Regions from separate parts of the Mus musculus genome. Here region 2 is linked to region 1. A link is a loop called in an ENCODE intact Hi-C map of the cell type or tissue named here. Cell type or tissue: heart. All regions are shown on one strand. Each heading gives the region's core, and the rest is flanking DNA. Links, peaks and the distances in the headings are about the cores only. Region 1 overlaps Stambpl1 (STAM binding protein like 1). Region 2 overlaps Ankrd22 (ankyrin repeat domain 22).

Evidence for each region. Peaks named below come from ENCODE experiments on the same cell type or tissue, not always from the same donor. Only the 100,000 strongest peaks of a DNase experiment are listed, where the experiment ranks them.
Region 2: a loop joins it to region 1, with 3 times the contacts of the local background. A loop is called at or near these places in 14 of 42 quality-filtered maps.

What each region holds. Positions count from the first base shown.
Region 1 is chr19:34,230,432-34,238,431 of GRCm38, forward strand. It overlaps Stambpl1 (STAM binding protein like 1), which reads left to right. Exons shown (of 11, transcript NM_029682.5): 5 at 1,000-1,095; 6 at 3,530-3,887; 7 at 4,779-4,903; 8 at 5,845-5,982. Among named protein-coding and RNA genes, the nearest start is that of Acta2, 21 kb to the right of the region's middle. In heart, for the core only: no CTCF peak of the experiment used is centred there; a DNase peak (open chromatin) is centred at 3,730.
Region 2 is chr19:34,147,427-34,156,666 of GRCm38, forward strand. It overlaps Ankrd22 (ankyrin repeat domain 22), which reads right to left. Exons shown (of 6, transcript NM_024204.6): 2 at 1,790-1,981. Among named protein-coding and RNA genes, the nearest start is that of Ankrd22, 14 kb to the right of the region's middle. In heart, for the core only: a CTCF peak has its summit at 4,675 (motif pointing right); no DNase peak of the experiment used is centred there.

The DNA.
Region 1 (8,000 bases), core at 1-8,000:
CTGTAATGGGCAGAAGGACCTACCTTACGATTCCTCCCAGAGATTGAGAGTCCTGTTGCTTTCCTGAGCTTGCTGAAACCAACCATGTTAGCTGCTTTTGATTACTCTCCACTGGATGAAGTAACTATCTTAAAATCAGTGTGGATTTTTGAGGGAACCCCAAGTTTTAGCTACAGTCACATAGTATGCTCAATGATGCTTCAACTCCTGAACCCTATAGAGGACAGTGGTCCCATTAACGGCTACTGTTTACTGACGTTGTAACCATCTTCATTTGTGCAAGTTTATACTGTGACTTTTCACATGGTAACAAAGTCACTGAAATGTACATTTGCTAGGACCTATCCCTGTTGTTAAGATCTATGTAACCATTTACTTCCAAGAAAGAAATTTTGGTGGGAGAGTTTAGCTAGAGGTGAGATGCTTGGATCCTTGTCCAACTGGATCATTTATCACCAACTTGTATGAGCCAATCTCACTAGACTTCTGCTTCGTTTCCTCTAGAAGGGAGGGTGTGATTGGACTCTATCCAGTTTCTTAGGTTTTCCTGACATTAAGAACCAATGAAGAAGTTGTCTAAGACCCACGCTCCCTCAGCACTTGCTGGAGAAGCGAATTCAGCAGATCTGGGATTAGGACTTAGACTATGAGTTGTTTTAAAAGGTTCCTCAGCTGTTTTTTAACATCCAACACCCCTACCCACCATATACACCTTAATTCCCCTCGTAACACCAACGTTAAGGGACTTACCCATGCAATGTGAAATCCTATTGGTTTTACCTAAAATGCTTATCTAACTAGTGAAATAAATAAAGGTCATTTTTTTATATGAACACACTTTTTTTATATATATATATTTTTCTTCATTCCCAAAAGCTGCATTTTGGAATTCTAGGTTTATTTTTCTGAGCATCCCAGCTGTGTGTCTTTCTCAGCTGATGCTCTGAAGGGGTATACTGAGAAAGCTCTCTAACTGGTATCTTTATATGTTTTTGAAAGAAACTGAAGGAGATTGCGTTCCCAAGGACAGACGAATTGAAAACGGACCTGCTAAGGAAATATAACATAGAATACCAAGAGTATTTGCAAAGTAAAGTAAGTTCAGTCGGCCCATTTATTTCTTCACTGTTTCCTGTAAGAATGCTTTTTTTTAAAAAAGATCGTTTGTGTATGAGTTTTTGAAGTGTACATTTAAATTAAAAATTCAAGATGCGGTGATGTAAAACTGATAAAAAATTCATGTGGGTGTTTGGGTGAAGCACATGCTTGAAGGATGCAGTGGTTTCGTTTCCTAAAACATCTAATGAAACAGCACATTAGGAAGGAGACTTCCCACAGTGATTTAAATAGAGCTTCCGACCGGCTCTTGCCAGTGTAACCTTGAGCCAGATGGCTGATACTTTTTTTTTTCCAGATGAACGGAAGCTGCAGAAAGTAGACAGAACAGAGTGTGATTTTCGATGTATATAATCATGTGGGACTTGGAAATGTGAATCTAGTTCCTAAATAGTACAGTCAACATTCCGTCAAGATAGAAGAGGCATAGTTAGAGTTTCAATGGATTTTTATTTCTGAGTTTTTATTACTTAGAGAAGAGAGACTCGAGGGCATTGAAAGGAGACTTTTAGTAAATCTCTGGCAGTCTCAAACTCAGAATTCAAATCCTTATGTTATATGAGATTATTAGACATGTATTGCTTTAAATGACATTTAATAACTCTATTAGTTCTTAATATGACCCTGCCAGGCCCCTAATAATTTAAGGAAAAATCCTATGGATATTTTTTTATCAGCTTTAGCACAATTACTGGGGGGTGGGGGTGGGGGAATTAGATCTAATCTATTTTTCTATATGCTAGGCTGTTAATTCTCCAGGTGCATTCCCTATGAACTTGCTGTTTGAGTCTCACCCCGGTTATTTCTGCTCCATCAGTTTGTCCTCAGGGAGCATTTAACTCAGCCAAGTGCTCCTGGTCCATCACATCTGATGGTGACCTCCTGTTTTTTCCTCTCTGTCTCTCTCTCTCCTCCTGGTAACCTCTGACCCCCAGCCCAGTAACTGAAGCCCCGCCTACCTCTATTCTCCCCAGTAATTGGCTGTAGCCACTTTTATTTAACCAATAGCTTTCAACTGAGAAGCAAGGATTACACAACAAAGGCCCCTGTACATGAGAATTCTCGCATCTGGGGGCAACCACGTCTTGGGCTACAGAATTTAACATTTGAGTACACAGCAGCACCAAACCAGGTCCCAACGGATTTGCTGCTTTGTCTCTTTGCTTTGAAGGTTGCTGGCTCTACCACCTCTTACTTCACATCGATCTCTCTCTACCTCCGCAAACAGTCTCAGAGCGGGAAGCCTGGCTAGCATGAGGTGTTTTTAACTAATAAGCAGAGGAAATACAGGCGGTACTCCTTCGCAGGGTCTCTCTGGGAAGAGCAGATCAGACAGCTGTGCCATGTTCTACTTGGGGTAACACCAGTGGCCTCACTTATCCCGTGTAGAAATTTCTGGAGTGGAGTAACAGCAGCCAGTCCTAGGGGAGAGTTACAAACGTACCTGTAAGCTCTGACTGTGGGCAGCACCAGCATTCCATGTTGCTTGTTAGAAATGTAGACTACATGTCAAATCAGAGTCCCTAATGCTGTTAACAGGGCCCACAGTGATGCGTGCCTGTGAAGCTCTGCTGTAGGCTGAGTCCCCTGAACTCTTCCCACCTTACAGTACCTTGCCACTAAGTTTTGTTTTGTTTTGTTTTTGTTTTTTTCAGCATCAGTTGGGGAACTTACTACCTTTTTTATCTCTCTACTCTGATAATAGCCAGGTATTTTGTTAGCACTCGGAATGTAATTCTTAATTTTTAACCCAACTTTTGGTTAATTCTCATAGAAGATATGTGAAACAAGTTTGGGATTCTCTGTGATTCCCCTCCACCATAATGTACCCCCTAGAAGAGGCATGCTGTAGACAAATACAGAAAGGCTCTAGGGAGCCCCAAGCAAAAGAACGTCTTTGTATACAGCAGCCGCAGCCCGGAAAACTGCTGGGCAACTCAGAATGTGACTAGTGTGCCTGAGAACCACATTGCTAAACTCATTTAAGCTCAGCTAGTTTGAGTTTCAAATGCAGTATCTGGCAAGCAGCTACCTGACTGTGCAGTGCCATTTAAGGGATGAAATGCCTTGCTCCACGTGGTCTGAGGGGTCAGAAAAACAGGACACTGGTATTCTAGTATGTAGAAGCACTGGGGAATATAGACAGGATATCTGCTATGTAGTTCCTGGTGAAATGTGATTAATTGAGAAGCTGTGTTCTTCATCAAATTAATGAATTTTTTTGCTGTAATGTTTTTCTGTTTAACTAAGAATATCTCTGTGCCTGTCTTTCTGTGCCTCGGTCCCTCTCTCTCTCTCTCTCTCTCCCTCTCTCTCTCTCTCTCTCTCTCTGCCAAAGGACTGAAACTATCTTTCAGTTTGATGTTTTTGGCTCAGAAAACTAACATTTTTTTTCTCCCGTCAACCATCTTAGAACAAATATAAAGCCGAAATTCTCAAAAAGTTGGAACATCAGAGACTGATAGAGGCAGAGCGCCAGCGGATAGCTCAGATGCGCCAGCAGCAACTAGAGTCTGAACAGTTCCTGTTTTTTGAAGACCAACTCAAGAAGCAGGAGTTGGCTCGAGGCCAGATTCGAGGTCAGGACTCTCCGGTGTTGTCTGAGCAGACTGACGGAAGTGCGCTGTCCTGCTTTTCCACCCACCAGAGCAACTCTCTGAGGAACGCATTTGCAGATCACCCTCATAAAAGTGATGGAAGCAATTTCGCTAACTACTCTCCTCCCGTGAACAGGGCCCTAAAGCCAGCAGCCACCCTGAGTGCTGTTCAGAGTAAGTGATGTCGGATGCAGGCACATCTGACCTTCACTATATCTACCTTTAAAATCCAACCCACGTAACTTGCCTGATCGTAGAGCAGTTGTATTTTGATACTGAGTAGAGATTCTGAGTAAGGAGTCATTTATTTTCCTTCGTCGTGTTTTACTCAAGACATGCATACAGCTTGAAGGGAAACACGGGAAAGGGAAGAAGCTACTGAAAACTTGGTTGCTGAGATACTTCAGTGTTTAACATCAGCCTGAGAGGGTAGGGTCTCCTTAGTTCCATCGACAGCTAAGCTGTGAACAGTGGGGCTTTCCACAAGCACTTAGTGATGTCAAGCACTGCCATATCGGCTCCATGAAGTTTCTCAAATCGAGCAGGCAATTCTTTTTCACAGAGGCACCTATTGAAGAAATTCAGTAGGCAGCCATTGCACATGCTACTTTACTAGTAATTGTTCCCCTCCCCCCCAAAAAATAGTGCTTTTGTCTACTTCTGGATCAGAGAATGATAGAAGGTAACACATAGCAGACATGATAAGTTTTCATCCTGTGTTTTACGATGATGTGTCAATTGTGGGCTGTAGGCTCTTTGGCATATTTGCAATGTGCACTGAGAAAACACATATATGTAAGAGTTGTTCCAGAGGTCAATTGTGTCATAGTGCTGACTTTCTATAAACTTTCTTATAAAATAATTTGTATATGATATGTACATGTCAGTTTGCCCTCCTTTTAATCAATGTTTACTTTCAAGAGGTTTGATTTTTAAAAAAAAAAAAAATGGAATGTGAAACACCCAGTAGTTTCAGTGTTGAAATCTGTACTTTCGTTGCTCACTGAAATTCGAAAGGACAAGATCCGAGGCTTGGTTTTAGCGTGTTTCTCTTTTCTGTTTTAGATTTGGTGGTTGAAGGGCTGAGGTGTGTAGTTTTATCAAGAGATCTTTGCCATAAATTTCTGCTGCTGGCTGACTCTAACACAGTGAGAGGAATAGAGACCTGTGGGATCCTCTGTGGAAAACTGGTATGATCTTATTCCATCTCTCAATAGGGTCCATTGAGTAGTACTGGCTTCCCTGTGATAGGAAGAGCAGTGTAGATGGGGGCTGGGCAGGGGTAAATATTATGAAGTTACTATTAACTCTTACATATCCTTAAACTACTGACATTATTCATGGATTTGGTATTCTTAAAAAAAATGAGCTCTAAAATTTCAGAAACATTGTAAAACTCCTTAAACAAACTATTTAGAAAATGGTAAAATAGGAGGCAAGATGTAAAGAATAGTACTCAACACATTAGAGGGCCCTGAGGCTGGAGACAGGATGGTATTTTAGAAGGGTGGGAGGTCCCCAGGTCTGGAAGAGGACAGCAACTCACAACCCAGTGACCTAAATAAATCTCTTTACTTCAAGACCCCTTCTTTTCCATACTTACCTTTTCCCCAAGGAGAGCAATATGTTTCTTCTTACTAGATTCTAAAAGCTGTATCATTTTCATTTTGGAAGACACTGGAGACTCTTAGAGGAAAAGTCCTAATTCTTTCATAATTACATACAATTAATAAAAACAAGACATCAGCCCTGACAACTCATAGGCATACCTTTTAGTAGCATCAGGCATTTGGGAAATTAGTCTGTCTCTCTAAAGAATGCTGGTCTTGCTGTGTGAAGACATTTTCCATTGTAGGTCAAGTACGCAAAGAAATCATTTGTTAACTATGTATCAATTACCCATTGTTCACCCTGATACTAATTCCTTTCTACTTTCTATAGCAGCAATGGGATTCAAGACCCAAATAATGGATGTCCAAAACCTTTTAGTAGAGTCAGTTTTTCTGCTTGGTTTTGGATTGTGAGAGAGTGTAGTGAGATACAAGGGGTGAGGTCTGCTGGCTGATGACATCCTGTCCAGATGTCTCTTCTCTCAGAGGCTTGTTACTTTTTGTTTTGTTTTGTTTTCTAGACACACAATGAATTCACCATTACTCATGTGGTTGTGCCAAAGCAGTCTGCTGGCCCAGACTATTGCGATGTGGAGAACGTCGAAGAATTATTCAATGTTCAGGATCAACATGGTCTCCTCACACTGGGATGGATCCATGTATGTTTGGCCCTTTGTGTTTTGGTTTTATTTTGTATGGTGTGTTGTTTTCTTCATACAGAAATTTGAGTGGATTTAAATAATTTCTTGTTTTTATATTTTCCCAGAGGTAGTAAGTATCATGATATCAAAGCAATTTATTCAATGCCAAGCTGTGTATAAATCTGTCACATTTGGGTTTGAAAGGGGTATTCTACACTTATGTTTTTCACTCAGAATTAAGTAGGTCTTTCTCTGATGGGTTTAGATCATCCAATGGATTAGATTTATCCTTAGCCAAATTCTTTTTTTTTAAGATTTATTTATTTATTATATGTAACTACACTGTAGCTGTCTTCAGACACTCCAGAAGAGGGTGCCACATCTCATTACAGATGGTTGTGAGCCACCATGTGGTCACTGGGATTTGAACTCAGGACCTTCAGAAGAGCAGTCAGTGCTCTTAACCACTGAGCCATCTCTCCAGTCCCCTTAGACAAATTCTTAACTGTGAAATACTCTCCTTTGCTTTGCTGTGAGTCTAAATTAGATTATAAACCTTTTTCTGATGGCATTTCTTTTAAACAATGTTTGTGTGTATCAAAGGGGGTCCACACCTGACAGTGCCACGTCCTGCAGAGCAGAAGTTTGTTCATAAAATGTCTGGGGACTTTCACAAATGGCTAGGGCCAAAATATTGGGTTCTGACATCTTCCAGGTCACTGTAGGGGTGAAACTGGGCTTATACATCAAAGAGACATGAGTTTACTAAGTGTCAGTTCTGCCAAGAGTTCATGATTGGAGCATTGGCAAGCTAGGTTAACTGTGATGGCAGCTTCGCCCTCCACAAAGTGAGAACCATAATTGTGGGGATCCATAACTTCATGTGATGCTCAGGGTTGAACATCTTGGCTTGACTGACTCTTGAGACTTCTAGAAGTCACTGTGCTGTTTGTCTCTGTCATCTCCTTGTCTGTAGAAAGGGGTAGAGATAATGACAGCACAGACCTTAGTGAGAACTCTGTCATAATTCATGGGAGGTCATTCGTTTCTTGCCTAGTACTTTATTCCTTTGTAATAGATGACATTTACTGCTGCTGTCACCACCAGCATCACCACCACCACCATCACCACCACCACCACCACCACCACCACCAGCAGAAGCAGCAGCAGCAGTAGCACCTCACCACTACTACCATCACCACCAGTACCATCACCACCACCATTACCACCATCATCACCACCACCACCACCACCATTTTCCTTGGCAATGGGCATGCCATGCTCCATGGGAGAGATGTTCTCACGAGCATAGAAACAGTTCTTAGATGCAGAAATGAAGGGTTCCGATGCTTGCGTGGGCACATTCAGTCTGAAATAAAGTGATGGACAGGGTAACTTTTCTATTGACAACCTACTTGCTGCCTCCACAGCACTGTGGCTCCTTAGAACATACCTTTCATTCTGCCATGACATAGAAAGCTCTATTTTACTCAGAGAAGGCATCTGTGGCAGAGGAGAGGCTGCCAAGTCCTTTTGTTCATTCCTCTATGAGATCTTTGCATTTTGACAATGAGCCTACTGGGCATATGGCTCTATGGCAAGGCGCATGTTTAGTCTAGACAGGATTTTCTTTAGATTCTCCTCTTTCTCTTTGTGCATTTTCAGTGGCTAAGCCTGATGGGTCTCAAACACCTTTAACAACTTGGAGACCCCCTTCTCCTGTTTATAAGGATGAAGAGCCATAGACAGTCTCAGGAATGTGCTGTGTTTAGTTCTAAAAGAATACAAGGGAGTCCAAGATCCCGGGCTTTCTGATCTCTGCAGCCAAGTTACTTCATTTCCCGAGTCTGAAGATCCTTGAACGTGGTCTGAGATAGTCAGATTCTTCGCTCATTGGATTAATTGGGGATCTATTTAAAGCTTCTCACTAGTGAAGATATCTCACTCTTTTCCACAAGGAAAACACATACACTCCTAGGAACTTTGTCTCTAAGTCAGAGTTATTCCAAACCAACAAGAGTATGGTAGAAAAAGAA
Region 2 (9,240 bases), core at 552-8,551, 82 kb before region 1:
CATCTCTGAGAAAGACATTCATTTCAGCAACATAGCAGAGTAGAAAAGTAACTTACAAAAGTCAGTAGTCTTCCTATGAATCAATGACAAATGTGAGAAAAATATCAAAAAAATCTCAATTGCCTAATATATATATTTGGATAACCCTCACAAAGACCACCCTGGACAGGTAGTGAAAAATCAAACATATATTCTGTACCACTTGGATAATCATTAGTCCTGCCTTTGTTCTGTGAAATTTATGTAAATAAAGAAACACCTGGTTGCTAGTCAGTCAGTCAGAGCAGCAGATATGGCCAGCAATTCAGCTGCAAGATTCCCCCTGCCTGACCATCACCTCCCTTCCTCCCCTCCACAACTCTGACTCCTTATCTCCTCTGTGAGCCACCCAGTCAACAAAGACTCTAGCTCTCCTCTCTGCCAGGAAAAGACCCTGGAACACAACCATGTTTACTGCAGCACACTGCACCATGCCTAGGTCATACAACCAAATGAAATGCTCATCACCAGAGGAATAGATGAACTAAGTATGGTATACATGTATGATGGACTGTTTTAGGCACAAAGGAAAATAAAGTCACATCATTCATAGGAAAATGGGTACAACTGGAGACAGTCAGTGGAAGTAAACTGTCAGTCACAGAGAAATATCTCATTTTCTCTCCTTTGTGGATCATTTTTTATAAAGATACATGCAATCATGTATAAATATTTGAGTTGGAATTAAAAGTAAAACTGTCTCGGGAAACAGGGGAGACTAACAGGAAAGGAGAGATCGGAGGTGAGGAGGTGTATGGGGTATATAAGGAGAGGGTAAGGATGTATATGGGATATATAAGGAGAATGTAAGGAGGTATATGAGGTATACAGGCAGTAGGTAAGAAGGTATTTGGGATATATAAGGAGAAGGTAAAGAGATATATGGGGTATATAAGGTAAGGAAGTAAGGGAGAATATGTTAGAAGTATACAACAGACTTGGGTGAAAATGCTCTCATGTAACCCAGCACACAGTACATGAACACACACCAGTGAAAAACATTATTAAAAAATGCAACCCTATATCAAAACAACAGGTAAGAATGTAAATAATGGCAAGCACCATGTTTTCTTTCCCCCATTATTTCTGTAATGAAATAATGAAGAGAGAAAGAAGACGGGTTAGAGAAAGCAGAACAGAAAAAGGAGAAGCTGCCTACAGCCAACAGAGTGGACGGTCTTCTTTCTCAGAGGCACAATGATGTCATCACCAAACATCCCTGCTCGTTGAAATGCTATTTTTATGATTTTAGTCTAGCAAAATGCCCTTGGGTTATATAAGGCAAAGCAGGCAAAAAAATTGTCTATATTAGAAGCTATAAGAAAGAAAAGCGACATCAGTTGAGCAATTTAAGGAGATGCTTCACAGTTGCACTCGCTCCCTCTGTTCAGGGCATATTTGGTGTATATTCCCCCATACCTCCTTACATTCTGCTGTTTCTCATCTCCAAGTAGTCATGTCACAGCCTCCCTTTGTTCTGTTTCTTTGATTACTGTGGTATATGTATTAATTCATTCATTTGTCTGTTTAACTTATTTTATTTATTCTTCTTTTGGCAAACATCAGATTATAAGAGAAACTACATAGCTCATTATAGTTGCACATTCTTTTGTTAAACATCACACAAGTTTTGAATGTATCTACGTGAATAAAATTTTTAGCTAAAGGCATATTCCAAGTTAGGCCTGTAGAAATGTCACACTTGAAACAATGCCATTTGCATTAGACCATCATCTCACAGCAAACTCACCAAGTTTTTGAGGTTGACATCAGCATTTCTCCTTAAAAGGAAGGAGACAATTCTCAGGTGGCCCCGCCTGCAGGCACAGATGAGGGGAGTATCGCCATTGAAGCTATCTTGAACATCCACATAATGGTTGCTTTCTTTTGCCCACCGCCACACTTGCCCCAAGTCGTTCTGGTAGGCTGCCTGGCAGATGGGCTGAGTCAAGAGAAGAAGAACAGTTCTTGAAATACAGGCACGAACCATTAAGAAGAAAACATTACCCTAAGTCTATATTTTCCAAAATTGCTTGCAACATGAAATAGGCAAAAGGTCATGTGGATGCATGAGTAATCAAATGGATGAAGTACTATGAACTACATCCACTATGGAAATTTTACATCATGGCAGGGAATTAAGTAGAGATTACCAGAAAGAGTAGAATCTCGGTAGAGTAGAATTGTGCATTAGGGAAGGAAAGACTTTAGGGCAGCCATGGGTAATCAAAAACCCATGTGACTTCCTCTGAGGTGGGTTAAGGCACTTGCCACCAAACTTGATCACCTGAGTTCTAACCTAGGAACCCACAAGGAAGAAGTAGAGGATCAACTTCTGTAAGTTGTCCACTGACCTCCACACCTGCACTATAGCACGGGCACATGTGAGCACGCGCGCGCGCGCGCACACACACACACACACACACACACACACACACACACACACACTGTGATGGTTTGTATATTCTTGGACCAGAGAGTGGCACCATTTGGAGGTGTGGCCTTGTTGGAATAGGTGTGACCAGGTTGGGGTAGGTGTGCCACTGTGGTCTTAAGATCTTCATTCTAGTTGCCTGGAAGTCAGTCTTCCACTAGCAGCCTTTGGATGAAGACAGAAAACTCTCAGCTCTGCCTGCGCCATGCCTGCCTGGATGCTGCCATGCTCCCACCTTGATGATAATGGACTGAACCTCTGAACCTGTAAGCCAGTCCCAATTAAATGTTCTTTTTTATAAGACTTGCCTTGGTCATGGTGTCTGTTCACAGCAGTAAAACCCTGACTAATACACACACACACACACACATGCACATATGCACACGCAAATATAAAAATGCAGATTACCACAGGGTCCCTCCTGGGGACTTCTAGGCCCTGGTTTCATCTTGGGCTGTATCATTGACTCCTCGGGTTTGCTTTTGTTTGCTGGTGTCCAATTCCTTGAACTTAGCTGCCCTTGGTCCTCCAGGCTCTGTAGCCTACACGTTGCCTTGCGGGATTTTCAGCCTCTAACTGTGTAAACTAATCTAATAAAAAAAATTCCTCTTTAAAGTTATGGATGCATTCTCTTTTTTTCTGTGCTTCTAGAAGACTGGGTTTGCTGTGACGAGCCGGGAGTAGGTCATCTTAAAGCTGAATTGAAGGGAATCTGGGAAGCTGTAACATGACATGGCTCTTCTCCCCAATTCCCTCTACCTTGTTAAACCCATTAGATTACAGTCTTAAAGTTAACCATCAAGGTCTATTCCCTTATTTGGCTACTTCTTCCTCCTGAGGTCCAGCTATCATTAAGAATTGAAGTCCAGCAATCAAAAGCCCCTGTTGGCTCACCTAATTAACAAGCCCAATTAAAATTAAACACTTCATCCTAACATGGGGTTTCCCCCTTTACCTTTATAAACTGCTCTTTGCCTATGGGCCACATCTGGCTCCTCTCTATCCTGAGGCAGTCCTTTGACCTCCAGGGACAAATACTTCTTCTCCGTCTCCCTTGTTCCCTTCTCCCTCATCCTCTATCTCCTGGCTCTGTCTCTTATCCCCTGCCCTTTTTCTCTCTGGGTTTAATGAATCTGCTTTGTGTTAAGAACATGGCCTTGGCGTGTCCGGCACTGATACTTTTCCTTTCATATATTCTCTTGTTCAATTTTTAAACCATTTTAATTCGCCTTCTTGCTTCTCTTTGAATTATTATAGATTTCATGATGCTGGACCACGTTCCCTACAGAACACCAGATAACTGGTGATTAGCGGCAGTTGTTTCCAGTTCTCCGTAGCTGTTTGAAAGGATTAGGATTAGGATGTGCAGCCCTTTTGTAGTAGGCATTATGGGAATTTGATAACCAGCCCTAACTTGATGGCACTAGGCTTATTCCCTGCTCCATCTCAGTCTATTAGTGACATTCCCTCCAGAGTACCAAGAGAACTTATATAATTTACTCACAACATTGCTCCCCTGTGAGAGCTAAAGAAACTTAATATGGTACCAGGCATCCCTTAAAGGCTGTTGACCTTGGCCCAGGAGTGCACTTCCCTCCAATCCCAGCTCTTGGGAGGCAGAGGCAGGTGGATCTCTGAGTTCTTGGCCAACCTGGTCTACATAGTGAGTTCCAAGACAGCCAGGGATAAGCAGAGAAACCCTGTCTTGAAAAACAAAGAAGAGGAGGAGGATGAAAAAGAAAAGGAAAAAGAATAAAATAATGAGACAATAGTGTTTCTGCAGTGAGGTATTTAGCAGAGGGGAGGTGGGGAACACATCCCAACTGAGCTCTCTCCATAAATGAGCCTTCCATGGCTGAACTTCCGGTTTCAGCTTGTTTCCCACCAAGCCATAGGCATTTTATACCATGAGATAAACAACAGTATCCTCTGCTGGTCACAAAGTTTCAGCCTTGAGCTTTTTTGACATTCTTCTTTCTTTCATTAACAGAGCCAGCTGGGCCAAACTGTGCCCGGACAAGGGGTCTTGGAAGAACACTTAGAGACAAACAGGATTGTGACTCAAATATGGGAGGGGCAATTCCACTTCCAGGGCCAGCTCCTCAATGAACTTAAATAGCATAGGATAATTTACCAGGATAATGTATGCCACACTCAAGTGGAACCCAAAAGATTTCCTGCTGTTTTGCACTGTTTCCAGTAGGGGGCAGATCAGTGTCAGAAAAGCACACAGGAAGCAGAATTCTACCAGCATGTGAGGGTGGTTACAGCTTTAAGCAACTTGTTATATATTTTATAAATAAGTAGACAATAGGGATTCCAAGGTTCCCCACATAATGAAATGATACATATTTAATAGAAACCTGATTTGGTCACCATACATTGCACACAAGTCAAATTATCCCACTGTACTTCTTAAGTATACAGTTTGCTATGTTAGATAAAAAATTAAAATTACAACGAAAATTGCTGACAAAGTGGAAAGTAACAAGAAGACAGAAGTACCCATTTGAGCAGAAAGAAAAGCTGTTCAATGTTATTAAAGTTCCTGCAACCTCAAGGCATTTTAGCTTAGAGTAACCCCACCTGAAAAAATGACTTCTAAAACTCTAAAATTCCCCTGTATGCCCAGCACCAACTCTCTGCTGTCCTCAGGACTCACACCCCAGTTCATTACTCTCTACAGGTGACTGTGTTATCCCCGTCTCGCCTGTCCAGCCTCCACATCACCCCCCCCCCCCAACACACACACCTAAGCTGCACGTGGAACAATGGAGCCCTCGGTGGATACTGACCCTCAGTCTCAGACCTTTTCCTTTCCAAACAGTGAGCAAATACATTATTAATTATTGATCTGTGATTGTCACAGCACCTAAAAACACAACACCAATTATTGTTGTCTATGCTTTCTTGTCGTATTGCAGCATCTAGCATAGTGTGGGACCCAATAAGCATTCAACATGTTCTTTGTGAGTAAATGAATCAATGAATGAATTCTAAAAAGAACAAACACATATTGGATATCTCAACTATTCCTGAGGTCCTCAAAACAGCCCTATAAGGTAGGGTTTTTCTACTCACTCAGCACAGGTAAAAGGAGGAGAGATTGTCTCCTTATCCAAAGTTGCATAGCTCAGAAGTGATAGGGACATGACCTAAGCTATGAAGCACAGCTGACACACATTCTCTCTCTCTCTCTCTCTCTCTCTCTCTCTCTCTCTCTCTCTCTCTCTCTCTCTCTCTCTCTCCCTCTCTCTCCCCTCTTCCTCCCCCCTCCACTTTCCCTCCCCATCCCCCCTCCTTCTCACCTCTTCCCCTCTCCTCCTCCCCTTCCTTCTCCCCTCCTCTCTCCCTTCTCCTTCTCCCCTCCCTTCTCTCTTCTCCCCTTCTCTTTCCTTCCCCTCTCCCTTCCCCTCTCCCCTTCTCCTCTCCCGCCCCCCATCCCCAGTCTCTCTACCCTCATAACTCTGCTTCCCATCTTGGCTTTCTGCCTCTACGCTTTCCCCAGGTCCTCACTCCTCTCTCTTCCCCTCAATAAACCTCTGTTACACCAGGTTTGTTACATGGTGTAATTTCTGAGGGGTCCATCTTGATTTAGACCCGCTAAAGATACCCCCCCCACACACACACACCAGCTGCATTGAATTTCATAACACTCATTAAACTGTCTTTGAACAACTATCAGGGAGAGGAAGCTTAGCAGGGCAAATATCCAGGAAAAGCTAGAGAGTGTGTAACATATAGGGTCCAGCCAGGATTCTGCACATTTGGGTGGGAAATGGTGCTCTCACGTGACTAGGAATACAAGCTTCAGATGTGAGCTTACCATGCTCTAGGCTTCCCTCTCCCTCCTTGCCAAAGTGTTACTTGTTAATTTATCTAAACACTTTAAATACTTCTGCTGAGTTTCCTCCTCCATCCACTAACTGTTCCTTCTCATAATGTTGTAGAAAGAACTAAACCCGACCGACCATGTGGATGAAGCAGTTTGTTTGGGGCTGAGTCATCCAGAATCTTCAATTAGTGCTAGCCACTTTTCTAATTATTGAAGCATAAGGGTCCAATTAGCATGCACATGAATGGCTATGAAATAGGAGATGGTTGCTGAAAGAGAGTGCAAAAATAACAGGACAGGGCAAAAATGAGTTAGTCTGATGATCCAGAAGGAAAATTTTGGCCCCAAATCAATGGAGAAAAGACAGGTAAAATCAGTAGAGAGAACTGTATATTGGCTAAAGTATTTTTTGACCAGAAAAAAAAAATCCTTCGGTCACCACACTTCATTTTAATAGATGTTTGTCACAAAGTATATGGCTTGGTAGACATGGGTTGATAGAGAAATAGCATTGATGTTTACCTACATGAACGGGTTAATCACACAGGAGGTAGGGTGGAGGACAATATAGAAGAGACTCCCAAAGCATGGGTGGAGGGAATGGTGAATTCCTAATGACTAGTGTCTGGGCTCGATAAAAACACCAAATGGTTTTAATCACCAAGCATGGAGGCAGTCATCACTGACAGCTGCCTGAGCTGGTGCAGGAGTTTCTTCAGCAAGTCTATGGCTGGAGAAGGGTTGTGTGAAGGGGCCCAGAGTAAAAGTTGGGAAACCTGTCTGTCAGCTAGGTGGCTTACTATGCCTCACTGTTAAATTAGCAGGATGGAGAAGGGAGGACCAGAGCAAAGTTAGACACGTGGTCTAGTAGGAAGAGTGGCCCGAGCAAGGTGCTCAAAGCTAGGAAACCATGAAGCCAAATGTAAACTATGGAAAAAATCTGCTCTGTGAGTCTCTTTGAGGCATAGTAAAATTAACACTGCTGGAAGTAGTAAGAGACTATGTATTAGTCAGGGTTCTCTAGAGTCACAGAACTTACGGATAGTCTCTAGTTAGTAAAGGAATTTATTGATAACTTACAGTCGGCAGCCCAATTCCTTACAATTGTTCAGTCGCAGCTGTGAATGGAAATCCAAGGATCTAGCAGTTACTCAGTCTCACACGGCAAGCAGGCGAAGGAGCAAGAGCAAGAGCTAGACTCCCTTCTTCCAATGTCCTTATATTGTCTCCAGCAAAAGGTGTAGCCCAGATTAAAGGTGTGTTCCACCACACCTTTAATCCCAGATGAAAGGCATAGCCCAGATTAAAGGTGTGTTCCTTAACTCGGAGATTCAATCTTCTGGAATCCATAGCCACTATGGCTCAAGATCTTCAAACCAAGATCCAGATAAGGATCTCCAAGCCTCCAGATAAGGGTCACTGGTGAGCCTTCCAATTCCGGATTGTAGTTCATTCCAAATATTGTCAAGTTGACAACCAGGAATAGCCACTACAATCCACCCCTTGTCAACTTGACACAAATAATATCTCATGTTCACATGAAACAATAACAAGGTTGTAAATACGCCTAACATGATATAACTATCCCTCGTACAATCGCAAACGCATTAGTAAATTTACAATGGGCATTCATATTACTTTATAATCCTCGTTTCTGCAACTGGTTACGTGGCCTTAATTGGTATTTATAACTACCTTCCTCTACTACCCATTCTGTATTTCCTTCACCTTCAGCCAGCACCTCAGCAGGTCTTGGCTCTTTTCCTGGAGGATTGACCCATACCTTCATTCCTGATGGGTCTGCGTCCTTTGTCATCCTGCTTGGATTAGGCTGTTGTAGTTTCCCATTGACTTTAATCACAGGACATGGTAGTACTAAGAGACGCCCTAAGGGATCTCCTGCACTCCAGACATAATCTTGCTTACCACCATTGTGAAGAGGTAATCCAATTTCCCCATGGTAATCTGGATCTATCACCCCTCCTAACACTGTTATTCCTTTTTTAGCCTGTTGGTTTAAGGGCATTAGAAGCCCAAAATGACCAGGGGGAAGTCTGAGCTTCCAGTTCAATGAAATGTTTGTTGTAGCTCCTGGTAGGAGCACTCCCCTCTCTGGAGCCAAAACTTCTAAGCCAGCAGAACCTAGAGTTATGGGGACAGGAAGCAAAAATTTTCCTAGAGGGTCACTAGGAGTGATAGTAAGTGGAACTATTCCGTTTTCCACCCCTTGATTCCTGGACCCATGAATCCTGGCTATGGGTGAAACTGTACCATATATCGAGCGCTGATTCAAAGCATATACTGCCTTCTGAAGAACTCTGCCCCAGCCTTCCAAGCTGTTACCACCTAATTGGCGCTGTAACTGCGTCTTCAAAAGGCCATTCCATCTTTCTATCAGCCCAGCTGCTTCAGGATGATGGGGAATGTGGTAAGACCAGTGAATTCCATGATCGTGAGCCCACTGTCGTACTTCTCTGGCTGTGAAATGAGTTCCTTGGTCAGAAGCAATACTGTGTGGAATACCATGACGATAGATGAGGCATTCTGTCAGTCCGTGAATGGTGGTTTTAGCAGAGGCATTACGTGCAGGAAAGGCAAATCCATAACCAGAATAAGTATCTACTCCAGTAAGAACAAAACGCTGTCCTTTCCACGAAGGAAGTGGTCCAATGTAGTCAACCTGCCACCAGGTTGCTGGCTGGTCACCTCGAGGAATGGTGCCATATCTGGGGCTCAGTGTTGTTTTCTGCTGTTGGCAGATCTGGCAATCAGCAGCAGCTGTAGCCAGGTCAGCCTTGGTGAGTGGAAGCCCATGTTGCTGAGCCCAAGCATAACCTCCATCTCGACCACCATGGCCACTTTGTTCATGTGCCCATTGAGCAATGACAGGGATGGCTGGGGAGAGAGGCTGATTGTCCACAGAACGGGTCAT